Linked DNA regions of Mus musculus: region 1 is linked to region 2. Evidence: chromatin loops called from intact Hi-C (ENCODE). Cell type or tissue: heart. All regions are shown on one strand. Each heading gives the region's core, and the rest is flanking DNA. Links, peaks and the distances in the headings are about the cores only.

Evidence for each region. A loop is a pair of places that touch in the nucleus more often than their neighbours do. Peaks named below come from ENCODE experiments on the same cell type or tissue, not always from the same donor. Only the 100,000 strongest peaks of a DNase experiment are listed, where the experiment ranks them.
Region 1: a loop joins it to region 2, with 2.9 times the contacts of the local background. A loop is called at or near these places in 9 of 42 quality-filtered maps.

Annotation. Positions count from the first base shown.
Region 1 is chr12:80,668,381-80,677,831 of GRCm38, reverse strand. It overlaps Slc39a9 (solute carrier family 39 (zinc transporter), member 9), which reads right to left. Exons shown (of 7, transcript NM_026244.2): 4 at 4,538-4,606; 5 at 1,898-1,983; 6 at 566-700. Among named protein-coding and RNA genes, the nearest start is that of Plekhd1, 19 kb to the left of the region's middle. In heart, for the core only: CTCF peaks have their summits at 3,041 (motif pointing left) and 4,442 (motif pointing right); no DNase peak of the experiment used is centred there.
Region 2 is chr12:80,499,615-80,509,065 of GRCm38, reverse strand. Gm26777 (a long non-coding RNA gene) reads left to right here. Exons shown (of 5, transcript XR_381753.4): 3 at 1-757; 4 at 1,113-1,197; 5 at 1,347-1,915. 2310002D06Rik (RIKEN cDNA 2310002D06 gene) reads right to left here and starts at 1,860. Exons shown (of 3, transcript NR_045490.1): 1 at 1,819-1,860. In heart, for the core only: no CTCF peak of the experiment used is centred there; DNase peaks (open chromatin) are centred at 1,895 and 4,115.

The DNA.
Region 1 (9,451 bases), core at 475-8,474, 170 kb before region 2:
ACATGAAATAAAAATAAATTAAAAATTTTGGATGATTCTAACAGACTGTTGCGGCAGACCTGACTCGACCGGAGTGCGTGGCAGACTGTTATCTGCCAAACAAAATAAGCATGACTGGTTAAATGATACGATCTTAAACACTGAACTGCTACTATATATTTATGCAGATATTCTTAGAACTGGTATTCAATTTATATGAATATTAAAGTCATAAAAAAGACTAACTTGAAATTAAGACACTTATTTTCTACAGATTTTTACTTTCAATTTTTGTCATGAGTTGAGAAAATACTGTCCATGAAAAATTCACCCTAAGATACCCTACCAGATTTGTTGAGCCTTTTGATATTGTGACAGAATGTTGTGGCATACATAGACAAGACAAATGAGTTGCCAATAAAATAACATAAGAAATAAAAAATTGTGTCCTGTTTCAGTAAGTTTATGATTTTGTGTTGGGTCACATTCCTAGCTCTCAGTCCCACGCAGCTCCCAGGCTGCAGGCGGAGCCTATGAGAGAACCAGACACACCCGGGACTGCACAGTGAGGGAGGCTCACACTTACCTTACTTAATCCTAAGTATGTCAGCATGGACATGGCTGGTGCTGCCAATGCAAAGACCAGCAAGTGCTTTCTGATTCGATTCCGCTCCAGACCAGCATGCATCAGGAAGGAAACCAGCCCAAATGCTGCTGGAGCCTGGAAATGACAAAGTAGCCCCTGTATCACTTGACAAGCAGGGCTTGCTTTCACGTCAAGAAATGCAGGTGATGCTATCTGAATATGAGAGACCCAGGCATCCCATCAAGAGCAAGTTTGCCTTTTAAGAACCAATGTTCTCACAAGAAAACCCTACATGTGTCTGTAGATATCTTTCTTGTTAGTATTGTACACAAGATTATTTTGAATTTTTTTTTTTTTTGGTGTTTTTGAGACAGGGTTTCTCTGTGTAGTCCTGGCTGTCCTGGAACTCACTTTGTAGACCAGGCTGGCCTCGAAATCAGAAATCCGCCTGCCTCTGCCTCCCGAGTGCTGGGATTAAAGGCGTGCGCCACCACGCCCGGCTTTTGAATTTTTAATTTTTACTTACTATACTTGTGTGTGTGAATGTAGCCACCTGTGTGCCACCGTGTGTGTGTGGTGGTCAGAAGACAACTTTTGGGAACTGGGTTGTCAAACTTGTTTAGCAAGTAGTTTTACCCATGGAGCCGTCTAGTCAGCTATGTGAACACAACTGTACGAAAAGCAGAAATTGGGGGCTGAGATTTGGTGGTCAGCGGCTAGGAGGACTGGCTGCTTGCTCTTCCAGAGGCCCTGAGTTCAATTCCCAGCAACCACATGGTGGCTCACAACCAACCATCTGTAATGAGACTCTGTCCCCTCTTCTGGCATGCAGGAGGACATGAGGACAGAGCATTTATAGATATAAAAAAGGGGGTGGTGGTGGCTATCAGAATCTGCAATGGGTCAAGGTGTTTGCTCTGCAAGACCTGGGACCCGAGTTCAAACCCCAGGACTCAGATAAAGGTAAAAGAAGGGAATCAATTTCACACAGCTGTTCTCTGAGTTTTATCATGCTAACAGTGGCATGTGTGTGCTCATGTGCACACACATATAATAAATACAATTTTTTTGTGGGGTTTTGTTTTTTTTTTTTGGAGACAGGGTTTCTCTGTGTAGCCCTGGCTGTCCTGGAACTCACTCTGTAGACCAGGCTGGCCTCGAACTCAGAAATCCGTTTGTCTCTGACTCCCAAGTGCTGGGATTAAAGGCAGGTGCCACCACCGCCAGCTATAAATATACTTTTAAAGCTAAAAAGATACCACATTTCAGAAATGCATCAAAGTCAAGAAAATTTTTAATTACAAATTTGTTCAATATCCAATCTTGGCTTACCTTGTGTAGCATTATTGCCACGAACACAATTAACTGGACACTAGTTTGTGAAGTAGAGGCTGCTGCTCCCAAAGCTACACCATCAGCTAAATTGGGAGACAAGGAAACAAGATGCTATGAAGGGAGGCAATGCCGGGCTGATAAATGGGCTTCAAAGCTAGGCACAGCTGGACTTGGATCTCGGCAAGCTATTCGATCTCAATGAACTTCACAACCACCTTCAGGGTGGGGTCAATAAGCTGGGTGGTGATGGACACACCTTTAATTCTAGCACTCGGGAAGCAGAGGCAGGCAGATCTCTAGTTTGACGCCAGCCTGGTCTACAGAGTGAGTTACAGAATAGCTAGAGGGCTACACAGGGAAATCCTGTCTGGAAAAGCCAAGGGGGGGTGGAGGGGGGAAGATGTGGACAATTAAATGTGTAGTCTTAGGGGTTCGTGAGTGCTAAAAGTAAAAGAATAAGAATAAATGCATCTGGCCCCAAGTCACCCATAAGTTAGCTGTCTTTATTGCTAAAAAAAAAATATGAAATACAAACAACCATTGATGAGCCAAGCTGAAATAAGAATGTGCTAACGAAGAATTTCAAAGCTCATATTTTTCTGTCTTCAAGGCTTGAAGCTTCAATACAGATGACTCACACATGATGGGGACTCTCTTAGTTTCGGTTACTATGCTGTGAGAAAAACACTGTGACCAAAGCAAGTTGGGGAGGAAAGGGTTTGTCCAGCTTACACTTCCATGTCACTGTTCATCACTGAAGGAAGTGAGGACAGGAACTCAAACAAAGCAGGAGCCGACGCAGAGGTCATAGAGGAGTGCTGCTTATTGGCTTGTTCCTCCAGGCTTGCTCAGCCTGCTTTCTTCTAAAACCCAGGACCAACCCAGGGATGGCACCACCCACAAGGGGCTGGGCCCTCCCACATCAGTCGCTCATTAAGAAAATGTCCTACAGCTGTATCCTTTACAGGTATTTTCTCCATTGAGGTTTCCTTCTTTCAGATAACTCTAGCTTGTATTTAAGTTGACATAAAAAGGTCAAGAGAGGGGCTGGTGAGATGGCTCAGCAGGTAAGAGCACTGACTGCTCTTCCAAAGGTCCTGAGGTCAAATCCCAGCAACCACATGGTGGTTCACAACTATCCATAATGAGATCTGACGCCCTCTTCTGGTGTGTCTGAAGACAGCAACAGTGTACTAGTAAGTACAAGTATAAGTATATAATAAATAAATCTTTGGGCCTGAGCGAACGGGCTAACTGAAGTGAGCAGAGGTCCTAAATTTAAGTCCCAACAATAACCATCTTACAGCTATACTCTTCTCATATACATAAAATAAATAATAAATAAATCTTAAAAAAAAAAAAAGGTCAAGGGAGGGACTTTGGATGAATGGGTATGTTGGAACAGTCTAGAAATGGAGCCTGTGAGGAGAATTCTGACTGCTCATGAGAACACTCCAAGAAAACAAGTCTTGTAACCCCAGTTTCTTCAAAACACAGACTTGCTCGCAGAATGTGTTTTATTGCTCATCCCAGGTGTAGTGGATAGGAGTGAGTTTACTTCAGAGAACTCATTATTGTATGCTGATGTTATTCAATTAAATATTTTCCTTCACATATCTTTATGGACATGTTTTTGCCATGTGTGGCTTGTCCTTGTGATTGTATACAGCCTGAACTCATGAGATCTCAGGTGACCTTTCTTAACTCTCGAGTATAAATCATCTGGGGCTCTGAATAAAGTTGGCTATTGCGTGACACTTCAGTCCACCTCATTTATTGGCTCCCTTCTCCCAGGTCCCACAGCCTCTAGTGCAGTGATAGAGGTGATTTTGTTAGAAAGCAGAAACCAGGAGGTTAGGAGTGAGCTACTTTTCACATACCTTTATTTGGACCTGACAGAATCCTATCTCCCATCAGGTCTAGGTTTGGGTTATGGTGCTAAAGCCAAGTCCCATCTGCCACACTGAGTCTTCCGCTTACTGCCTTAGGCTACACTGGCAGCTGAGCTGTTTGGTGCTGATATGTGCAGCCTCTTTTCCAGACAGATCTTAGGGTAGAGGTCAGCAATCTCCTTAAAGCCCAGACAGGAAATATTTGAGCTTTGTAAGTTACTTGGTCTCTTGTAACTACACAACTTGGTCACTACTGTACAAAACAAGCCACAGGTGATATAGAACATGTGGGCATAGCTATCTTCAGAACAACACTATCACTCCATACCATAGTTTCCCAGTGACATGAAAGATCTTTCTGTTTGGCAGTGCTGAGAATTGAACACAGGCCTTTCACACACTCAACAGATGTTTAGTCATTGAGCTACAGCCCCAGACTCTTTTGGACAGGGTCTAGATATGTAGCTCAGGCTAAAATTAAGTAGTCAAGTTGGCCTTGAACTCTGGATCCTACTGCCTCTACCTCCTGAGTGCTTGGAGTACATATATATGCTACCATGCCTAGCTTATACTCTGTGTTTAGGTATTTAAAATATAGAACACACTCTTAGCTTGTAAGCTCGATGCAGAATATGCCAGGGCTAATGCTACCGCTAGAGGGCTCTGTTCAGCAACCCTTGCCCAAGAGCATTCAGTGTAGAGTCTCTGTGAGGTTAGGAGCAGTCTCACTGCAATGCTGACTTACCTGCAGCATGGACGACTAGCCCCAGGGTGGTGGTGATTTTGGAACTGCTGGGCCTTGCTGTTTCTGGATCTACAGAGAATGAGAAGGTATCACTAAGTAGTATGACATAAAAGGAAAAGAAACACCTGTCTGAAGATGGTCCATTTCTTATGATCATTGTTATTTTAGAGCTGGAGTCTCACTGGGCACCCCTGGCTGGCCTTGATCTCCAAATCCACATCTCAGCTTCCCAAGCGCTGGGATTAAGGCTGTATAACACCGCATCCAGCTATCTACAGATTCTGAAAGCTCAGACTTTGAACTGCTTTCCTCACTGCTCTCTTCTCTTCAATGCTCTCCTTGTACTAAAGAAGTGGGTGTGAGGGAACTCTTGCCCGGGCTTCCCTGCATAGCTCTGAAATGCATAAGCCCAGCTGCCTGGACTCCTCAGTCTGCAGAAAGTGCTCTACAGGCTCTGGTTACTTCTAACTCCTGCGACTGTTTTCATGCAACCTCGGTCATATTTTTCTTTCTATACTATGCAGCTATTTTCACCAATTTAAACCCAAGTTACAACAGTTTCCTACTGCTTTGCTCACTTTCCCCAAATCACTCAGCTGGAAGTGTCACAGACATCTTTAAAAGGCACCACCCTTCTGCTGTCTCTTTTAAAGAGCTCTGATCTTTATCCTATGCTATTGGGTAGGTTTTCTCCTTTGGCGTTGAGGATTGAACTTGGGACTTGTCCATGCATTTGAGCACTCACTCTCCACTGGGTTATAATGCCCAGCCTCAAGGGTCAGACTGGCCTTGAACTTACTCTAAAGACCACACAGGCCTTGCATTTGTGGCTTCCCTGCCTCAGCCGGAGTAGCTGGGATTACAGGCCACATCACCATACCTGGCTTGAGGACGGTTCTTAAACTATGTATTAGCTGTCTCCAAGTATTTCTCAGTTTCTAGACCAGTTAACATAGTTTCTCTAGCACTTTCTAACCATTCTTGCCCTCCTTTCCCCCAAGAACTTGTAGTTCTTGGCAAGCTTACCCAGATTATCAACCCAAAACCTAGACACTGTTCCAAGTCAAATCCTAGGACCACATCAATCAAGAAAGGATCAGAAAATAATCTCAGCTCAAAACAATTGCCCCCTGGCTCAACCAAGATTCTGTGTAGGGGAGACCAATGTGCCACTTCTGTATCACTGTCCTCCATCCCTAGATTGGCTGTAACCAATTCCCCGTATTTCTTTCTCTTCCTTTTTACAGTCTCATAGAATATGGTGCAGCACTAGGCACCCCCCATGTTGCTTTATAAGCTCTCTCCATGAATATATTACTGTCTTTATAGGAAACAAGTAGGGGTTGGGGCAGGGCACGAAGGTCCACCCCTAGCTAAGGAGCTATCAGCCTTTGGTAGTTCCTGGGAGAGGAAGGGTCAGTTTTCTTTAAGGGTGTTACTCCTAGTAGGTGAACTACTCCCCAAAGCAGCCTCTACAGCCCACACCCAGAGTACTGAGCATCACAAACCAGGCTCCTGGAGGAGCGAGGGGTGAGAAAGAATACACAAGATCTTGGAGAAGCTGAAGGGGTGAATATAATCAAAATACATTATATACATTTATCAAAGAATTAATAAAAATATTTTTAATACGTTAGGGATTTAAACATAGTGCTTTTGGAGCCAGAGGTGGATCAGCAGTTAAGAGCACCCATTGCTCTTGCAGAGGAGCCAATAAAGTTCTATTCCCAGCACCAACATCTGATGGTTCACAACAACCTATGGCCAGCTCCAGGGGATCCAATGCCTCTGGCCTGTGTGGGCACCCGTGTGTGTGTGTGTGTGTGTGTGTGTGTGTGTGTGTGTGTGTGTGTGTACTTCTTTTTTTTTTTTTTTAAATCAAGCAAGAAAACCCAATAGTTGTGATAAATCTACAGGAAGAAATTGCAGTTCAGCATAATTTTGATAAGTGTATTAACTTTTCCTGACACTTGGTAATACATAAACCCAGAGCTATGTGTGCCACCATAACAAGAGTAATCGTAGCACTTGGCAACAAAGGCAGAAGGAATGTGTGCTTGAGACCAGCTTGAGCTACACAGGGAGACTCTGTCTCCAAAAAAACTTAACTAAAACTAAAAAACTGAAAATCGAAGATACACACACAGAAGGCAGCAAAAACAGCACCCCTCCGGAGAAAAGAGAAAGAAGAATAAACACATTACATTTAACTCTGGGTACATGATTACAGGGCACTAAAAATTCTTTTTGGGAGGAGGGGGAGTTATGGGAAGAAGGTTCAGCAGTTCGAGCACTGGCCACTCTTCCTGAGGACTTGCGTTCAATTCTGAGCATCCACAGAGATGCTAACAAATGTCTGTAACTCAAGGTCCAGAGCAGCGGACATTTTCTGATCCGCTCTCTCTGCCTCTGTGGGCACTATATAAATGTGGTGCACTAGTCTACCAGCAGACAAAACACAACACACATAACATAAAAAGAAGTAAAAGTGACTTTTAAAGTTCTCTTTGTTCAGTGTTGAGGATCAAGTCTAGTTCTTACATGTGCCAGGCAAGTACTCTGTCAATGAACCCGATCTCTCATGGCCTACTTGAAAAATTTTAACTCTAGCTGGGCGTGGTTAATCCCAGCACAGAGGCAGAGGCAGGTGGATTTCTGAGTTCGAGGCCAGCCTGGTCTACAAAATGAGTTCCAGGACAGCCAAGGCTATACAGAGAAACCCTGTCTCAAAAAAACAAAACAAAACAAAACAAAAAACAAAAAACAAAAAAATTAACTCTTTACTTCCCAAATATTACAGCATAGACTCATGATTATCTCTGGTCAAACTTAAGACATATTAAGTCATGGAGAACTCTTGGTGCTAGGAATTTGGCAAGAATTTGACAAGGGCTAGGACAAGGAAGTAGGGTGAGATAAGATTTTGACATTGACAAGACTCAAGATGAATATCCGAGGAATGTATTGTACACATGGGACTTGGTTTAATGCCCTGTTTGTTCCTTGACTATTTTGTCTTTGATCTAGAATTGATCCTAGTCGGGCGTGGTGGCGGGGGGGGGGGGGGGGGCAGAGGCAGGCAGATTTCTGAGTTCGAGGCCAGCCTGGTCTACAAAGTGAGTTCCAGGACAGCCAGGGCTATACAGAGAAACCCTGTCTCGAAAAACTAAAGAAAAAAAAAAAAAAAAAGAATTGATCCTATTCTTTGCACGCACCTAGAATGGTGTAAGAGCAGACTGGAAAAAAAAATAACCCTTCTTCAGCTTCAGCACTGGCTGGAGTCATGTTATAATATTGTCTAAATGTCTTTTCTTTTTAATCCTCACTCCCTACCTTGAGACCCTATTGACTGATTGAGCTGGGTTGGTTATTAATTATCCCAAGGAAACCCAGGCAGTGGTGGCACATGCCTTTAATCCCAGCACTTGGGTGGCAGAGGCAGGCGGATTTCTGAGTTCAAGGCCAGCCTGGTCTACAGAGTGAGTTCCAGGACAACCAGGGCTACACAGAGAAACCCTGTCTAGAAAAACCGAAAAACCAAAAAAGGAAAAAAGGAAAAAAAAAAAAAGTATCCCAAGGAAGTCTATGTTGGGGTCTTTCTTCAATCATTCTCTACATTGCTTTGTTTTGTTCTTGTTTTGTTTTGTTGAGACAAGGTCTTCAACTGACTCTTTCATCAATTCATCTAGGCTGGCTGGCTAACAATACCCTTTAGGGATCTTCCTTACTTCCTACCCCCAGCTCTGAGTTTACCATGCCCGACTTTTTACTTGGGTACTAGGGATCCATCTCCCAAGCCCTAGCAAAACCAAATCAAATCAAAGTGTTGGGTTTTGTTTATTTGTTTAAAATCGAGTCTTCTATGTAGTCCTGGTTGGTCTAGAACTCACTATGAAGACCAGAGTAGCCCTGAACTCACAGAGATCAGGCTGCCCTGTCTCCCAAGTGCTGGGGTGAAAGGTGTGCTGCACAAGGATGGGGAGACATTTCTTTAAAGGTGCAGTATGGCCTCAGCGGCACATTCAGCACTTGAGAGGTGGTAGAAGAAGAAGAATCGGAACTAAAGGTCATCAATGGTTACATAAAGGGTTTGAGACTGACCTGGTATATATGAGACTTTATCTCAAAGTAAGCACCTTTTAAAAAAGATACAATAAATACAAGGAAATGGAGAACCTTTGTTGACACCCAGAGTTTTGTTTCTGACAGTATGTCAAGTGTTACTATGTAGCCAATGCTGGTCTCTACTGAACTTACAAGCTCCAGCCTGTGCCTCGTGGGAACCCTGATCGTATCACATGCCACCAACCATACCTGCCTATTCAACCTGCTTTTGGTTTTGTACCATATTTTTTTCTTCTTAAGGCTTGGGATTAAAGCCTTGCCTGCCAAGCCACACCATCTTCAGGCACAGAGCTACATCAAAAGCTTTGCTCATTTATTCAGTCCACGATTAAAAAAAAAATAACTTTTATTTGGAAATAATTTTTAATCTTGAAAAAGGCTACAACAATAGTTTAAGAAAAGAATCGTATGTTCCTGACCAACTATCTAAACATTTGGAACCATCTGCTCCAAGTTTGCATTCATACTTCCCATACACAAATCTTTACCACAGAAGAGTAAGTTGTACTCATCATAACTGCTTATCTTTAGAAACTTCAGTGTGTATTTCCTGAGGGAAACAATATAATCATAAAGGATATCAACCTCAGCAAATTTAGCATTATTTCTGATTCCTGTTACACATTCAACTTGTGTCAGCTTTCTGATAATGTTCCTCAGAGCACTTCCTTTCTAGGAAGAGTCAATTCTAAGGTCACATATTGCATTCAAGTGGAGAATACATTTACTTCCTTGTATCCACGGGTTTTTTTGTTTGCTTGTTTTCCTCTTTCTTTCTTTCCTTCCTTT
Region 2 (9,451 bases), core at 1,039-9,038:
GAGCTCCAGATTCCACATAAATGCCAGATGGGGCATGGCAGCTTGCCTGTAATTCTAGTGTTGGAAGGAACTGGGATCCCTGGAGCAAGCCCCGGAGTTCTGGGTTTGAGAGACTCTGCCTGGAAGAACAAGGTGGAACACTGAAGAAGATTCCCAGTATCAACCTTGCACCTTGACATGCATGTGTAGAGATATCTGTGTGAACCTGCACATATGTGAACACAAATACTCATGAAAAAAAAAAGAAGAAGAAGAAAAATAAGAACTTGACATCTTTCAGATTATACCAGACCTAGAAAGGAGATACTGGACAAAAAATAATAATAATAATTCAGAAATTGGGGTGTTCAGGGATGGCTCTGAGGAGGACACCTGGGGATGGGAATGGGAGCAAGTCTTGCACTGCATATACTTTTGTGCCTTTTTTCCCTTTCAGTTCCCGGAGAACAGGAGCCCAGTGATGGGACTGGACCCCTGCTGGACCATCCCCACTCTCCAGCCTGGAGTTGGCCTGGAGACGTTTGATGGATGCACACTGCTACTGGCTACTTGGCTGCAGGCACTCTACTGGGCTATCATGCCGCACAGGGATTCTACTGAGGCACTCTAGCAAAGGGCTGCCTCTCCACAGCTCCTGGACAAGCAGAGTCAGCAAAGGAGAAGCATACCAACCATAAATTCACCGGCCCCTACTATTTCCTCTCGAAGGCAGATTGCCTCTTTTTTGCTTTGTTTTCTGATGATGTGACATGAAGATGTAAGTATAAAAGAAAAAGAGGTACTAGAGCTAAAGTTGACTGGGGAGAAGGAGAAAGGTTCTATTTTCCCTGGCCGCAGCCTGCAGTGCGTGGCTCCATTGACAGAGCCAGGTTGCTGCATCTCAGACCAACTTCTGTGCCTGTCACCCCCACCCTCCACCTGTATTGGCGCCCCATCCGTTTTCCTAATTATTGAGCCCTTACCCAGCCTCCTCCTTCTGTCTTCTTTCCTTACCCAGCCTCCTCCTTCTGTCTCCTTTCCTTACTATAGCCTTAGATGGCAATGGCCATCACTTTTCTGTCCTTGTCTTTCTTTGTCCTACTCTGATTTCTTTGGTGCCGCTTATTGCACAGGCACATGGCCAAGAAACAGCTGCCATCACTGAGGTCCGTTTCCCAGTCTGGAACTGTCATTAGTCCACAGCTGAGACTGTTCAAGGTGGGTAATTCCCCTTTAACTATATCCCCACAGCCAATCACCTGCACTGTAAGTTAAAGATATCAGCTTCCCCCTATGAATTAGTTCTTACTAGGAATCTAGAGATCAAAGTTTAAACACCCCAAGTTATTCCTATGTCTTGTAAACAGGGCCCAGAATCCATATTCAATCTGGAGTGTCCTGGTAGCGATGAACCCGCTGGTTCCAGAGCCTGTCACTGCAGTGAGTGGACTCTCGGCTGTCTCACCAACTGCACACAAGCCCGAGAGGGCCTAGGCTGTCCTCCCTCCCCCCCCAAGGAGGCTGTGGGGAATGAGGGCAGGAGGACAAAAAGCTATGACAATCAGACAAGCAGCAGCAGACGGGGATGAGTATGTGCCAGCGCAGACGCAGACCACAAAGGCACAAGCAGAGATGGAAAGATAGAGGACACAGGAAAAACAGCTTCAGGGAGAGACAAAGCAGAGAGCAAAACCCAATAAAAGTGTAAAGAGCACTAAAGCCAGACAAGCCTGGGGAGAGACCGTGGAGTCAGGTCAACGAGGAGGGCAGGAGGCGCTGGAGTGGCGCTGGAGGCAAGAGCGTTGGAGCAACATAAATCTGTTGGGAAGGGTCACTCACCTTCCAAGCTGTTGTGCTTATTGGCTACAGCAAGCAGAATCTATTTAAAACAGACCAGGCACTTTGCCTTATTCTGTTTCCCTGCCCAGAAAAGGCTGGAGCCAAAGGCTGAGGGAACCAGTCCAGCAGCCACCACAGGTTGAGCGGGAAGAACCCACCCTATCTCCAATGACCTCTCCTTTCATCTCGCTGCCACCCCTAAGCCACCAGGTCACACTCAACTGTTAGCATACTGAACACAGCCTCCGAGCCTCCAAAACTTCCTTCAAGCTTGTCAGAAGGCAGACGCTGCTCAACTGTGAGGGCTGTTGTAAGGCCACACTCAGGAGGGCTGTTTGACAGCAGGCATGTTTTAGAGGAGTGAGGGATTGGGGTGGTCATATGGAGGAGAGGATGCCAGGGAACTGAGAAGACACCAGCAGCGCCACTCCCTTCCCTAAACTGTGTGTGAGTGTCTTCAGAAGTGTCAACTTGAAGCTGACCCCTAACCACCTACCACAGGGGAAGTGCAAAGTTCAGGAGGTGGAAATGGCCACAGAAAGTCATACCTGCTTCCTTCCCTCCTGGGGGAGGTGGGAAGAGAACCCCCCCCCCTTCCTGGGCTCTATGGCCAGGCTGGGAATATGGCTCAGTAAGGTTGTATGAGATTTATGTGTGTAGACCTTACTGTACAAATCAGTTTGCCTGAGAAATTGGCTTTTCAAAATAAATTTGAGGTCAACCCTATGTTCAAAGAGAAGGATGGCTTGGGAAAGTGAAGTTATCCCAGCTCGTGTTTGTAATTTTTCTTTTTTCTTTTTATGATTTTTCAGACAGGGCTTCTCTGTGTAGCCCAGGCTGTTCTGGAACGTGATCACTCTGTAAACCGGGCTTGGCCTGGAACTCAGAGATCTGCCTACCTCTGCCTTCCAGGTGCTGGGATTAAAGGAGTGCACCACTACCGGTTAGCATGTTTGTAAATTGAATCAGAATGTCTAGTTTTGAAGACCAGGAGAGGACCCTGTGTAGAGACTCGCCTGTATCTTGGTTTTAGGTTTCAGGGGCTAAGCATCACTTAGCAGGAATATAAGTGGATGTGCTATGGGAACTACTACTAAAGAATGTAGGGAATTTAGTGGAAAATTTCAAACATATACAGAATAGGAGGAGCTGGAGAGATGTTTCAGTGATTAAGAGCATTGGCTGTTCTTCCAGAGGACCTGGTTCCATTTCCAGCACTCAATGGTGGCTTATAACCCTTTGTAACTCCAGTTCCCAGGCATCTGAAGCCCTCTTCTCTCCTCTGCAGGTACCAGGCATACACATGGCACACACACATATGTGTAAGAAAACACCCATAAAAAATTCTATTCTATGTGCACATAGCACCTATTTGTAGTTAATAACTTACTAAAATCAAACTTCATGAACTGTTCTATAATCCCTAAGTGTAGAGAAATGCTTAGACTCCACTACCAAATCCTCAGCAACTCTGACTCAGACTTACAGTCTTAGTGACCTCAGCTTGGTGAATACATAATCTTCTGGTCCCTAGAGGTTTGTAACACAAGGACGGTTAAAACTCTTCCTGTTGCCGGGCAATCCCAGCACTCGGGAGGCAGAGGCAGGCAGATTTCAGAGTTCGAGGCCAGCCTGGTCTGCAGAGTGAGTTCCAGGACAGCCAGGGCTATACAGAGAAACCCTCTCTTGAAAAACAAAACAAAACAAAAAAAAAACAAACAAACAAACAAAAAAAACCTCTTCCTGTCCCCTTTTAAAAACCATACTAGGGATTGAACCCGGGGCTTCATGCTAGGCAAGTTCTCTGTCCCTGAGCTATGTTGCCAATCTTTATTAATTTTTTTTAATATTCTTTTAAGAGAGGGTCTTGGTATGTGGCCCTGGCTGGCTTGGGACTTGCTTAGTAGACAGGGGGATTCCCAAACGCTGGGACTACTGACACACAACAGGCTGGCCTAAATTCTAGCCCGTGACAGTTATATGGGCATACACATCTGTCAAAATTCATCAAGCTATATCCTTCAAATGTATGTCTTCTTCGAATGTATGTATGGCACCTACACTGCACTTCAATAGGGTATTAACAATAACCCCCAGTTCTGTGTACAAGCGAGTCAAAGCACCGCTGGTGTGAGGTGTGCTGGGCAGTCCAGAGGAAGCTGCTGTTTTGAGAGAACAATGCTCTTTGGGCTTTCGCAAAACTTGTTCTTTGGAACCTGCCACCACAGCATGTGCTTTTGGTTAAGCATTCCACAGCTGAAACGCAATTCTATGCTTAAATGCCGAGAGGATGAGGCAAAATCTTGGCCAAGGTCAAGCTCTACTGATGGCTGGAGAGGGGGGCGGCAGCTAAGTGCTCTGCACTTGTGCAACATTTCAAAAAGAAAAGCTAACCCCAAGCCATCATCTGCTCATTTTCTGAGCCAACTCTGGTCCTGCTCATTTTATCCAAGAGCTTAGAGGAAGCCATATGTGCTATGGCGTGGGCTTACAGACCTCCAGGCCCAAACACTGCAGTCTTGGTTTGAGAGACATTGCGCTAGACCAAGGCTTTCAGTGGGATAGAGCAGAAGATTCAGTAAGAGACCCTGTATAAGAGAGGGCAGAACAATGTACTCGATGCTTTTTGGTAGAAACTTGAGACTTCTATCTTTTTCCAGGTGACTGTGAAAAAGTTTCAAACTAAGCATATTGGTACAAATCTGTGTTTCAAAAAGAAAAACGTCAGCATCCTCTTTGGGACTGGAATGAAGCCTGACAGGGACAGATTAGGAAATACATTTTCTAAGTCAGAAGGAATGACGTTCACAGTGGAGTCTTTACACAGCTAATAATGCAAACATTACCTTTGTCCATGTCTGTCTAGCTGGTACCCAAGCAAGCGCAAAGGTGAGCAGGACGAAGTCACTGGCATAGCCAGAAACCCTTCCCAGGCTCCCTGTGAGCTATTCACATCGAGGGCTCATGGAGGCCCCATGGGTTCTCAACATTCATATAACTGTTTTGTTTTGTTCTTTTAATCAGAGACTATTTTTACCTATTTGGTTTAATGTCTTCCTTTTAAAGTACTCAATTTGGTGGGTGATGGCTTACACCTTTAATCCCAGCACTTGGGAGGCACAGGTAGGTGGATCTCTGTGAGTTTGAGGCCAGCCTGGTCTACAGACCTAGTACTAAGACAGCTGTGGCTATACAAAGAAAGCCTCTCTCAAAACAAACAAACAAACAAACAAACAAACAAACAAACTGTCTTAGTTAGGGTCTTACTGCTGTAAACAGACACCATGACCAAGTCAACTCTTATAAGAACAACATTTAATTGGGGCTGGCTTACAGGTTCAGAGGTTCAGTCCATTATCATCAAGGTGGGAACATGGCAATGTCCAGGCAGACCTGGTACAGGAGGAGCTGAGAGTTCTACCTCTTCATCTGAAGGCTGATAAGAGAAGACTGGCTCTCACATGGCTAGGAGGAGGGTCTTATTGCCCATGCCCACAGTGACACATTTCCTTCAAGGCCATACCCACTCCAACAAGCCACACATCCTAATAGCGCCACTCCTTGGCCAAGCATATTCAAACCACATAAACAAACAAACAAACGTGCCCAATGCCTTTAATCGTAACTCTTGGGGACAGAAGCAGCTAGACCTGTGAGTCCAAGGTCAGCCTAGTCTGTACAGAGTTCCAGGCCAGCCAGTGCTACAAGGTGAAAACTTTAATTAAAATGGTAGATGTAGTACAGAATGCTTGGACCAAGGGGCCTCTCCCTTGGCACATTAATCTAGATATTATCAGTATAAAAAGTTAAGTGATTAGTACAAAGACCTCCAGCAGACAATGGGAGAAGAATAAGGCCATCAGCCCACTCTTCTCTGAGCCTCCAATATAGATAAACTGAGTACAGAGAAAAAAGCAAACTTCAAAGTTAAGTCTGTTAGTGAACCTTTCATGCCCACCACCTTTAAAACCACATATGCTAAATCTCCAACTCTCTCAGCCCCATTGTCTTACGGCTAAGTTCAAATCTCTTATTGTTGTTTTCTGTTTTATTTTTTGTTTTAAACTCATTTTTAAAAAAATTATGTATATAGGTGTTTTACCTACATGTATGTCTGTGTAGCACTTGTATGCTGGGTGCCCAGAGGCCAGAAGAACGCACTGGATTTCTGGAACTGAAGTTCCTGTGTGAACTCCCGCGCAAATGATAGGAATAGAACCCAGGTCCTCTGGAAGAACAGACAGTGCTCTTAAGTGCTGAGTCACCTCTCTAGACCCCTTCTTTTGTTTTTCTGAGACAGGGTGTCATTCTGGAGTCCAAGCTGACCTCAAACTTGTAGTGATTCTCCTTTCTCAGCCTCCCAAGTTCCAAAATACAGGCATGAACTACCTACCACTTCTGAATTATCTCATTTTGTTTTACTTACTGGTATGTTCAATGGTGAGGTTCTGTGCTGGGGAATGAACCTGGGCCTTACTGTATGCTAGCAAGCACTCTTCTACTGAGCCGTATCTTTAGCTCTGGTTTCTGATTCTTATCCAGGACTTAATACCCTGGTGACCTGAGGAGTCAGATCCCAACTGTGCCCCAACATGTTGCAGCCTGACAAGGGAGACCTTGGAGAAGCAAAATATAGGAAATCAATCCAACTCAAAATTATCCTGAACCACACACTGTGCTTGAAATAATGCTGACTATAAACTCAGCAGATTTTTTTAAAAGGGGGAGATAGAGTTTATTTAGCTTATAATTCCAGGACATGGTCCATTATTATAGGAATGTTAAATCAGGAACTGAAAGCAACTACTTGTATCTAAAGTCCAAGCAGCAAGAGCACGTGCAAGATGCTACTTTGTGCTTGTCTTACTTTTCTTCGTTTTTAAGTAGTCCGGGATTGCAAAACCAGGGAGCGGAGCTGCCCTTAGTGGGCACTGTTCTTCCTACATTGATTGTCATAATCAAAATTATCCCCCACAACCCTGACCACAGGCCAACCTGATCTGGACAAACTCTCATTGGGATGCTTCCCAGGCTGTGTCTAATTTTTTGTTTTGTTTTGTTTTTGTTTTCGAGACAGGGTTTCTCTTTGTAGCCCTGGCTGTCCTGGCACTCACTTTGTAGACCAGGTTGGCCTCGAACTCAGAAATCTGCCTGCCTCTGCCTCCCGAGTGCTGGGATTAAAGGTGTGCGCCACCACGCCTGGCTAGGCTGTGTCTAATTGACAGTGATAACTGTCACACTCACTATGTCATTTTTTTTTGAATTCTGACTAATTGGTGTCAACCTGATGTTACACCTGCCCCTGGCCCCTTCCCATCTTTTCTCAGCCACCATGAGGAAAACAGATTTTACATACCCTCTCTGCTATGATCATCTGCCTCACTGTAGGCCCAAAGCAATGGGTGATATTGAGAGAAAGGCAGCTAGTTACCTTTTCATCAAGGGAGAGAAATCCCAGGAAATGGAAATTAAGTGTTTTAGGTTCAGTTTGGAGGATGTACTACCTTTCACAATAAAAAGTGGCCTTGAGGGCTTGGAGAGATGGCTCAGAGGTTAAGAGAACCGACTGCTCTTCCAGAGGTCCTGAGTTCAATTCCCAGCAACCACATGGTGGCTCACAACCATCTGTGATAAGATCTGATGCTCTCTTCTGGTGTCTTTGAAGAAAGCTACAGTGTACTCACATAAATAAAGTAAATAAATCTTTAAAAAAAAAAAAGTGGCCTTGAAGGCAACATATACATTAGCAAAGCCACAACCTACGTCGCAGAAACTAGGTTATAGAAGCATTCCTTAGTCCCATATAGAGAAAGTCAGATCTTGATTATCTCTAAAACAATGATCCATTTGGTCCAGTTACCCAGAGCATTGGGACCACCAATCAGAGACGGCCATAAAGTAACAAGGAAATGTGATCAGTGCCTTTCCAGCATGTCAAATGGCATGCGGCCTCAGCGGGTCACCACTGCATCTCCATGCAGGAGGCAGGAAAGGGTGCTGCTGCTGTGGGTCATGGGTTGTCTGCTGGCATCACCATCACTGTGCTCCAGGACTGGGATGGGAAGAGTCCAACATAGGGAACTTGGCAAGAGTCAGAAGAATAAGCTAGATCCAAAATAAAAGCTGAAGTAGTTTTATATTACTCATGTTGTGTTGTCTTAGCAAGATTCACCCTCTTTCTAGCCTCTTTTTGCACATTTCTCTCAAGAAAAATGGATTTTTTTTAAGATCTAAAAATTACCATTGTACAATTTTTGAAAACAACAACAATGTGGGGGAGGGGGGAATCATTTATTTTCTTTTCGATGCAAAAGCAAGAGGCTTATTTTCCAGCACGTTTGGGTTGACCTTCAATTAGTCCCTCAAGGCAAGTGACTAGAAGGGCCCCTGCCCCTCCCCATTCGTTTCAAATACATAATAATTAGTAAGCTATCAAATCTTTGGGGGAAATTGCTCCCCTGGCTCCACTTGCTCACTCCCATTCTTGGGGAGTGTCCCTTAATAAACCATGAGAAGGCTCAGTGGCTCAGTGGGAAGAGGAAACTTAGCACCATGCCAGCTGGATCCCAGGGACTCTCACAGCAGAAGGAGAGGACTATCCTGAGCTTGTCTGTCATACATGAACCCATGCACATACAAACAGCCCATATACAAAAATGTAAAGTACATTTTAAATGAGACCTAGTGAAGAAAATTAAAAGATAAACAAATGGAAAAAAAATCCTGGAAGCAAGGTAAATCAGAATTCAATGTTTAAAGAGGTCAAATAAGAAGCTAAACTGAAGTAGTCTCTGCCTGCTGGGTTCCTAAGAGCTGAGAATGGGGGTATTAAGCGGGCTTTATTTCAACAAAACACATTTTGTCATCTGATCCGTCCGTGACATGGGTAAGAATAAGTAACTTATGGCTGTATTCTTAAATGGTAGAAAATCCCTGGATGTGTGCTTCATTCACTTTACAATGGCAAGTTATTAAACACAGATCTATTTTCATAAAAGAATCCATCTATAACCTTATTTTAAAATAAAAAAGTTTTTAATTGAAAAATTTACATTAAAATTTTTTTAATAAACTATGTCCAAAAAAAAAAAAAAATCACTGACTGCAGAAGCAGGGAAGGGAACATAGTAATGAAGAATGGTAGACAGGAGGAAGCAAGAAGGGGCCCAAAGCCACTAACACGAGAGCCAGGGCATACAGGGTCCATCCCAATTCACAGAATAGCTCAATCCATATACAGGACGCTTGGAGCTAAAGATGAACTCTCTAAGGTGTATGCTACTCCCAAGCTAACATCAATTAGTGCCCACTGCAACAGTGACACCTCCCCTCAACTCCAGTTTCCAGAGTTCTATCTTAAAGAAATTACCAAGTACAGAGTCAGAAATATACAAGAAAGTTTATCTCCATAACTGGCAATGAAAGATTCAAAACAACCATGCTTTTGAACAGAGTGTGGAGCTACATAACCAAATAAGAGCTACTGGAAACATGTTAACATTAATATTCATTGGTCTTCTGTTGTTTTGTTTTGTCCTGAGACAAGGGTTCACGTAGCTCAAATAGTCTTAAACTTACTATGTAGCTGAAGATAAGCCTAAACTTCTAATCTTCCTGCCTCTACTTGCCAAGG